2 separate regions of the Homo sapiens genome follow, and region 2 is linked to region 1. A link is an interaction called in ENCODE POLR2A ChIA-PET data of the cell type or tissue named here. Cell type or tissue: Caco-2. All regions are shown on one strand. Links, peaks and the distances in the headings refer to the core of each region. The heading gives the core; the rest is flanking DNA.

Region 1 (4,392 bases), core at 234-4,233:
GACGGTGTAGAAGATGCTTCAGAGTTCTCCCAACAGAGGGGCGAGAAAGCTGCAGTGCGAACCCGACAGCTCCTTATCTGTCATTGATACAGAACTTTCAGCTTGCCCTATTTGCCAGCCTAGCTTGCTCTTAAGGAAGGGGGTGGGGACAGGGAGGAGGAAGGGGTAGAGAGAGGGAGAGAGAGAACCTTCCGGCAGAGGAGGACTTGGAGGTGTTTGCAGTAGGCAGCCGTCATTGTGTAGGGGTGCATGCCACGGGGTTGTGCATGGCATATGGACAGTGTCTGCCACAGGGTGCTGACAACAAATGTCCTGTTCCTTTCCCGCATCCCATCCACCAGGAGTCTTTTCCCATAGCAAGGACTAGGGCCTTCTCTGGCCCATCTAGGAAAGACGCCATTCCTTCTTCCGATAAATGAAGGAGAATATCAAGCCCATAAACACAGAAATAAAACAGTACCCAGAGCTCCCCTTAACATTAAACATACCCAATTTCACAGGGACGGCTCCTGCAAAAGTAAGAAAGGTTTTGCAGGTACAGAGTCCTGGGCCAGAGGCTAAAGCTCTTAAACGGCGTGGTTGACTCATTGGGCAGGAACAGATAAGCTGAATTTGAGACAACTCCACCCAGACCATGTGGAACAGGGTTGGGAAAGGGTAGATATCCAGACAGAACTCCGAGCTGTCACTGGGAGTGGAGTGGCTGGACGCTGCACCAAAATTCCCCACAGATTTTGGCTGCAATGGCAACTCTTTTATTTGTTGATGTACAAATATACAACATCCATGAGTTCCCCAACACGAGTATGACAATTTAACCTCTTTACATGCCCTACTTATCTACTCTATTTCTCCCATTATTTTATTCTTAAATTCTATTAGTTACCTTTGTAACTTTAAAAAGAAGACCTTTATTTCTTTTTCTTGATGCATTAACCATATTTTTAAAAATATATTTTACTTTAAAAAGTATTTTATGGTCTATTTGCTTGGCTCTTGATGTCTGGCTCTTCTGATTTTGTTTTCTTTTTCTCTTTCTTTCCTTCTCTTCTTCCTTCCTTTCTTTCCTTCCTTCCTTCTTGCTTTCTTTCTTTCAGACAGAATCGTACTCTGTTACCTGGGCTGGAGTGCAGTAGTGCAATTTTGGCTCACTGCAACCTCCGCCTCCCGGGTTCAAGCGATTCTCTTGCCTCAGCCTCCTGAGTAGCTGCAACTACAGGTGCATGCCACCACACCCAGCTAATTTTTATATTTTTAGTAGAGACAGGGTTTTGCCATGTTGGCCAGACTGGTCTGGAACTCCTGACCTCAAGTGATCCACCCGCCTCGGCCTCCCAAAGTGCTGGGATTACAGGCATGAGCCACCGTGCCTGGCCTCTGATTTTGTTTTCTTTCAGAAAATATTTTGGCTGGGTGTGGTGGCTCACGCCTATAATACCAGCACTTTGGGGAGGCTAAGGTGAATAGATTGCTTGAGCCCAGGAGTTTGAGACCAGCCTGTACAACATAGTGAGACCCTGTCTCTACAAAAAATACAAAAATTAGCCAGGCATGGTGGTGCTCACCTGTAGTCCCAGCTACTCGGGAGACTTAGGCTTGAGCCCAGGAGGTCAAGGCTGCAGTGAGCCATGATCACGCCTCTGCACTCCAGCTTGGGCAAAAGAGTGAGACCCCGCCTTTCTGTCTGGCAGTAGCCATCAGGTAAGCCACGGTGGGTGCATACAAGTACATCCAGGAGCTATGGAGGGAGAAGCAGTCTGATCTCATGCGCTTTCTTCTCAGGGTCCGCTGCTGGCAGTACTGCCAGCCCTCTGCTCTCCACAGGGCTCCCCAATCCACTTGGCCCCATAAAGTGCGCCGACTGAACTACAAGGCTACATTATATATAGGATTCATGTGTGCGGTGATGGCCAAAAACACCCAGTTCCTAAGGGTGCAACTTACGGCAAGCCTGAACATCATGGTGTTAACCAGCTAAACTTTGCTTGAACCCTCAGTCCATTGCAGAGGAGCAAGCTGGACACCACTGTGGGGCTCTAAGAGTCCTGAATTCTTACTGAGTTGAAGATTTCACATACAAATTTTTTGAGGTTATCCTCATTGATGCATTCCATTAAGCTGTCAGAAGAAATCCTGACACCCAGTGGATCACCAATCAGTCTACAAGCCCAGGGAGACACGTGGGCTGACATCTGCAGGCCGAAAGAGCCATGGCCTTGGAAAGGGCCTTAAGTTCCACCACACTATTGGTGGGTCTCGTCATGCAGCTTGGAGAAAATGTGATAATCTCCAGCTCCACTGTTGCCACTGACATAAGTAAAGTTTAAGTTTGTAAAATTCATACCTAATAAACAATTTAGGACAGTCAAAAAATAAAAATAAAAAATAATGAGACCCTGTCTCACACAAAACAAAAATGCTTTGAAAAGTTTTTTATTGTTATTTTATACAGTAGAGACATACACTACATAATAATTAGCTGATCCTTAATAACTTGGACACTTGAAGGATTTCACTGGTAAACTGGACCTAAATCCTTTTTTTCTGTCTTTTTAAAATTGATATATCATAGTTACACATATTTTGAGAGTACATGTGATATTTTGATACATGCATACAATGTGTAATGATTAAGTTAGGGTAACGAGGATATCCATTACCTGAAACGTTGATCTTTTCTTTGTGTTGGGAATGTTACAATTATCTTCTAGCTATTTTGAGATATACACTAATTATTAACTACGATTTCCCTACTGTACTATTGGACTAGAACTCATTCCTTCTATCAAATTATATTTTTGTGCGTATATCCAACTTCTCTTCACCCCTACTTCCCCCTCCTAAGTCATTCTAAAAAGGTAATTTTTCAAACTTTGTTTTCACTTTATTTTAGATGTGTCTTTGTGTAAGGAGTTTATCGAGTTTTTTGTTTGTTTGCTTGTTTGAGACCGAGTCTCACTCTCTTGCCTGGGCTGGAATGCAGTGGTGTGATCTCAGCTGACTGCAACCTCCACCTCCCAGGTTCAAGCAATTCTCGGGCCTCCGCCTCCAGAGTAGCTAGGACTACAGGTGTGAGCCACTATGCCTGGCCAATTTTTGTATTTTTAGTAGAAATGGGGTTTTTCCATGTTGGCCAGGCTAGTCTCAAACTCCCAACCTCAGGTGATCTGCCCGTCTAGTCTTCCCAAAGTGTTGGGATTACAGGCATGAGCCATCGCGCCTGGACTGTTTGTTTTTAGATGAAGTTTCGCTCTTGTCGCCCAGGCTGGAGTGCAATGGCGTGATCTCAGCTCACCACAACCTCCTCCTCCTGTTCAATCGATTCTCCTGCCTCAACCTCCCAAGTAGTTGGGATTACATGCACGTGCCACCAGGCCCGCCTAATTTTTGTATTTTTAATAGAGACAGGGTTTCACCATGTTGGGCAGGCTGGTCTCGAACTCCTGTCCTCAAGTGATCCACCCGCCTTGGCCTCCCAAAGTGCTGAGATTACAGGTGTGAGCCACATCACCCAGCTAATCAACTGATTTTTAAAATAGGGAGATTATCCTGGAATATCCAGGCAGACCGAATGTGTTCATAAGGATCCTTAAAAGTGGAAGACAGCCTGGGCAACATGACGAGACCCCGTCTCTACAAAAAAATACAAAAATCAGCCAGGGGTGGTGGCACCCGCCTGTAGTCCCAGCTACTTGGGTGGCTGGGGCAGGAGAATCACCTGAACCAGGAGACAGAGGTTGCAGTGAGCCAAGATTGCATCACTACACCCCAGCCTGGGCAACAGAGCAAGACCAAAGAAAGAAAGAAAGAAAGAGAGAGAGAGAAAGAGGCGGGGGGGAGAGAGAGAGAGAGAGAAAGGAAAAAGGAGAGAGAAAGAAAAAAGAAAAGAAAGAAAGAAGAAAGAAAGAAAGAAAGAAAGGAAGGAAGGAAGGAAGGAGGGAAGGAGAGAAGGAGGGAGGAAGGAAGGAAGGAAGGAAGGGAGAGAGGGAGGGAGGGAAGGAAGAAAAAAAAAAAAACAGGGCTCAGTGGCTCATGCGTGTAATCCTAGCACTTTGGGAGACCTAGGTGGGCGGATCACCTGAGGTCAGGAGTTCAAGACCAGCCTAGACAACATGGTGAAACCCCCTCCCTACTAAAAATACAAAAATTAGCCGCGCGTGGTGGTGGGCACCTGTAATCCCAGCTACTCGGGAGGCTGAGGCAGGGAGAATTGCTTGAATCCGGGAGGCGGAGGTTGCAGTGAGCCAAGATTGTGCCACTGAACTCCAACCTGGGCGACAGAGTGAGATTCCGTCTCAAAAAAAAAAAAAAAAAAATGGTGGGAGAGAGAGGCAGAAGAGGAGGTTGGAGTGATGGACACGAGAATTCAGCTTGCCATTGCTGACTTTGAAG
Region 2 (4,392 bases), core at 261-4,260, 63 kb before region 1:
TTTTAAGAATTTAAAGTATGTCCTGGCCAGGTGCAGTGGTTCACGCCTATAATCTCAGCATTTTGGGAGGCCAGGCGGGTGGATCACCTGAGGTCAGGAGTTCAAGACCAGCCTGACCAATAAGGTGAAACCCTGTCCCTACGAAAAATACAAAAATTAGTCGTGCATGGTGGGGTGTGCTAACCTAAATAATTTTATGTACCATTGTAGAAACAAGTTAAAAAGTATATGAAAACTTAGTTATTACTGAATAATTGCCTAGTATTTGTTCATTTAATCTGCTTTTACAGTCCTGGCCTTGAATTCTTCCAGAAGGTATAGTTTTGATTAGTGAAGAATAGCTTGAATATTTTCTTCTACTACCATATTTTACTGATTTTAAGATACGTAATTTTGCAAATTTTGACATCTCTGACAGCTAGATACATCTTATAGTTACTGATATGTCATAATTTAATTGGTAGTTAGCTCTTATTTGTACACAAAATGGTGTATCTTAAAGTTAATGGATCTTAGAATTGATGAAATATGATAGTACACATTCATAGTATCTACACTTCAATCAACTTTACGAGGATTCTGGGAAGGTGGCAGATAGGAAGCATTTGCCTTCCTGCCTGGACAGCAGTTGCACTGGCAGAATCTGACTGATGGAACTATTTTGGGACTCTGGAGTCTAATAAAGGCTTGTGGTTTCCAAGGGAAGGCATAGACAGTAGACTGCGGTTAATACTGGTCAATTTTAGTTCTTAATGCAGTAGCAGCTACTCCGGAGGCTGAGACCGGAGAATTGCTTGAACCTGGGAGGCGGAGGTTGCAGTGAGCCGAGATCACGCCGCTGCACTCCAGCCTGGACGACAGAGCAGGACTCCGTCTCAAAAAAATAAGTAAGTAAGTAAATAAATAAAGTACGTCCTATGGATAGCAGAATGAAAATCTTTAGTAGCTATGAAAAAAGTGTACCTTAAATATAAATGCTCTTTACAGACAGCTTCTCTGGGGTACGGTAATCTTGTTAACATTCATACACAGAAATGTCTGAGCAAGTGGTAACTACCCAGGGGTAGTGGTTTCAGGGGACTTCTCCAATCACTGATATTTCAAGTGGAGTTCCCAAAGTGAAGAGCAGCACTGTAGCATGAAACCGGGTGGCAAGAATCATAAAGTGATTTCTAATTCTCTTTTGCTTCTTCTGGTTAGATCAAAAGAAAGTTTACTGCTTTAAATTCTCATTAACACTTGTAGCAGCCTCCCTTTTTGACTGGAAAAGAAAGCCATGGCTTGCCATTATATGCCATGGGATCCAGCTACAATTTAACAGCATTGTTTTATTTTTATTGTTACATTCTACTTATGACAATTTATATAGGTTTCCCACTTACCATGGTGATGTTAAGTTTCTTTTTAAAATTAATGTATTTTTCAGGTGACTTGATTTAAATAGGAAGATCAAATAAATAATAATTCCGGTGATATACCAATATGGCCAACACACTAAATAAACTACACAGAAACTGGAGAGTAATTAATGCCTTTCATTGGCATGTTAAAAAGAAATAAGGCTCAGCTGATTCCTCTCAGAACATGCTCTAGAAATGAACAAATGAAGCATTTAAACAACTTCTGTTAAAATCCAGCAATATTTTTAAAAACAGGCAATCTAAATCTAATTTTTTCCAGGAGATAACCCACTAAATAGGACAGCACTCGAAGATCATGAAAACATTCCAAGATCCAATTTTATCAGTTTTTTCCCTTTCTTATCCCTTATAAATGGGGTACATTAAGGTCCATAAATAGTGCTAAATCATTAAACTAAACAACAGATTTCTTTTCCTTATGAGAAAGAACCAGTTATAGTGTCGATTCTTTTCTTAGCACCAATAAATAGCTCAAGAACTAAAATAACCCCTTTTGCAAAAATGTAGGGAGTCTATTCCATTTTCTCACAGCAGCCTGCAGGTCACCCTCCTTCTGACTACCCTCCCGTACTCTCAGTAACATGAGCAAAGCTGTGATTCCTCAGCTTCTGAAGAAACAGAGGCTGCAGTGAACCCCAAGTGAGGAAAGGCATGAACTCCCTGCCCTGACCTGAAGTGATCAAAGACTTTGTCATGTCTAAACTAACCTCATTATGTAAGATTCATGAATCTCACACAGGACTTCAGACAGCAACTAACAATCAGAATCTCAAACAAAAATTCACCAGTGTGGTAGCAAACTCACAAGTACCCAAGAGCAATAAAAGTCTTGATAGATCCACGTGGACATTTAGTGAAAATATATGGTCGCAAGGTCTGTGCATCGGCATCCCCGAGTCTAATGCACCAAAGCAGCCACTGGGGAGAGCACACAGCAGCAAACTCAAAGCGCAATGATAAACACAGTGACCAATGAACAAGCCACATGCAGATGTGCCCAGACTTTGCTAAGCACTATGAAAAATAGTTAAAAATAAAAAAGAGTGTCTACTTTACAGAGTTAAAAACAAATACTAGTAATACAAAACTCTATTAACTAAGGGCAACCTAAATAGATGCAGTCAGTAACTGCCATTATTTTTCCTGTCTTGTCCTCCTAGAAGGCACTGCTCTGTTTTGGTTCTTTTTTTGGTTGGTTGTTTGTTTGTTTGAGATGGAGTCTCGCTGAGTCACCCAGGCTGGAGTGAAGTGGCCCCATCTCAGCTCACTGTAACCTCCGCCTCCCAGGTTCAAGCGATTCTCCTGCTTCAGCCTCCCGAGTAGCTGGGATTACGGGCACCCGCCACCAAGCCCAGCTAATTTCTGTATTTTTAGTAGAGATGGGGTTTCACCATGTTGGCCAGGCTGGTCTCGAACTCCAGACCTCAGGTGATCTGCTCGCCTCGGCCTCCCAAAATGCTGGGATTACAGGCCTGAGCTACCGGGCCCAGCCTGGTTGGTGTTTTCTAAGAGATGGGGGTCTCACTATACTGTCCAGGCTGGCTTCAAACTCCTGGGCTCGAGTGATCCTCCAACCTTGGTCTCCTGAGTAGCTGGGACAACAGGCATGCCCCACCACACACAGCTTAAAAGAATATAATAACCCTATCTCCTCAAGTGAAATATTGACTTATCCAACTCTTGAACAGTCTCATGTAATACAACTCTTATTTTTTAACATTCTAAGAATTTCTTCAAAAAACGTCATGTTCAGTTGAAACAAACATCTTTTTTTTTTTTTTTTTGAGATGGAGTCTCACTCTGTTGCCCAGGCTGGAGTGCAATGGCGCAATCTTGGCTCACTGCAACCTCCACCTCCTGGGTTCAAGCAATTCTCCTGCCTCAGCCTCCTCAGTAGCTGGGATTATAGTTGCCTGCCACCACGCCCAGCTAATTTTTGTATTTTAGTAGAGATGGGGTTTCACCATGTTGGCGAGGCTGGTCTTGAACTCCTGACCTCAGGTGATCCACCCACCTCGGCCTCCCAAAGTGCTGGGATTACAGGCATGAGCCACTGCGCCCAGCCAAGTTTTTTTTTTAATCTTAAAAAAGTAAAAATATTCTCTGGAATTCAAAAATTTTCGTAATTGCCACAAGTAAACACTCTAAATCTCTAACAAGGTAAGGAACGGTGATTCACACCCACCATAATCCCAGCACTTTGGAAGGCTAAGGCAGGAGAGCTGTTTGAGCCCAGGAGTTCAAAACCAGCCTGAGACAACACGAGACCCCTGTCTCTACAAAAATATAAGGCCAGGCGCAGTGGCTCACGCCTGTAATCCAAGCACTTTGGGAAGCCGAGGCAGACAGATCACTTGTGGTCAGGAGTTCAAGACCAGCCTGGCCAACATGGTGAAACCCCGTCTCTACTAAAAATACAAAAATTAGCTGGGCATAGTGGCAGGTGCCTGTAATCCCAGCTACTCAGGAGGCTAAGGCAGGAGAATCGCTTGAACCCGGGAGGTGGCGGTTGCAGTGTGCCGAGATCACGCCACTGCACTCTAGCCTGGGGGAGAGAGCAAGACTCTGCCTCCAAAAAATAAATAAATAAATAAATAAGCCAGGCATGTTGGTGCACACCTGTAATCCCAGCTACTCAGGAGGCTGATGCAGGAGGACTACTTGAGCCCAGGAGGTTGAGGATGCAGTGAGCTATGGTCATGCCACTGCACTCCAGCCTGGGAGACTCTATCTCAAAAAAATTAAAATAAATCTCTAACAAGTCTACATTAGGCTGTCTCAAATCCTGTATACTTCATTCTTTACATATTCCTTGAAGTATAAGATTTTTTAAAAACACATTACCTATTCCCTAGTAAAAAAGTCCAATGTTTCTCAATAAAAGCACAGATATCTTCTTTCCACCTGAAATAACCTTGACGTCCACTTCCTTCCAGAGACAAGTTGTACATTGCCAACATGACGACCTGAA

What was found. Peaks named below come from ENCODE experiments on the same cell type or tissue, not always from the same donor. Only the 100,000 strongest peaks of a DNase experiment are listed, where the experiment ranks them.
Region 2: POLR2A ChIA-PET joins it to region 1 with 6 read pairs; 3 of 35 experiments call an interaction of 5 or more read pairs at or near these places.

Annotation. Positions count from the first base shown.
Region 1 is chr20:18,088,035-18,092,426 of GRCh38, reverse strand. It overlaps the pseudogene RPL15P1. Among named protein-coding and RNA genes, the nearest start is that of OVOL2, 32 kb to the right of the region's middle. RefSeq lists an enhancer at 1,365-1,865. In Caco-2, for the core only: no CTCF peak of the experiment used is centred there; a DNase peak (open chromatin) is centred at 2,196.
Region 2 is chr20:18,150,816-18,155,207 of GRCh38, reverse strand. KAT14 (lysine acetyltransferase 14) reads right to left here. Exons shown (of 11, transcript NM_001392073.1): 4 at 4,266-4,387. Among named protein-coding and RNA genes, the nearest start is that of PET117, 15 kb to the right of the region's middle. In Caco-2, for the core only: no CTCF peak of the experiment used is centred there; no DNase peak of the experiment used is centred there.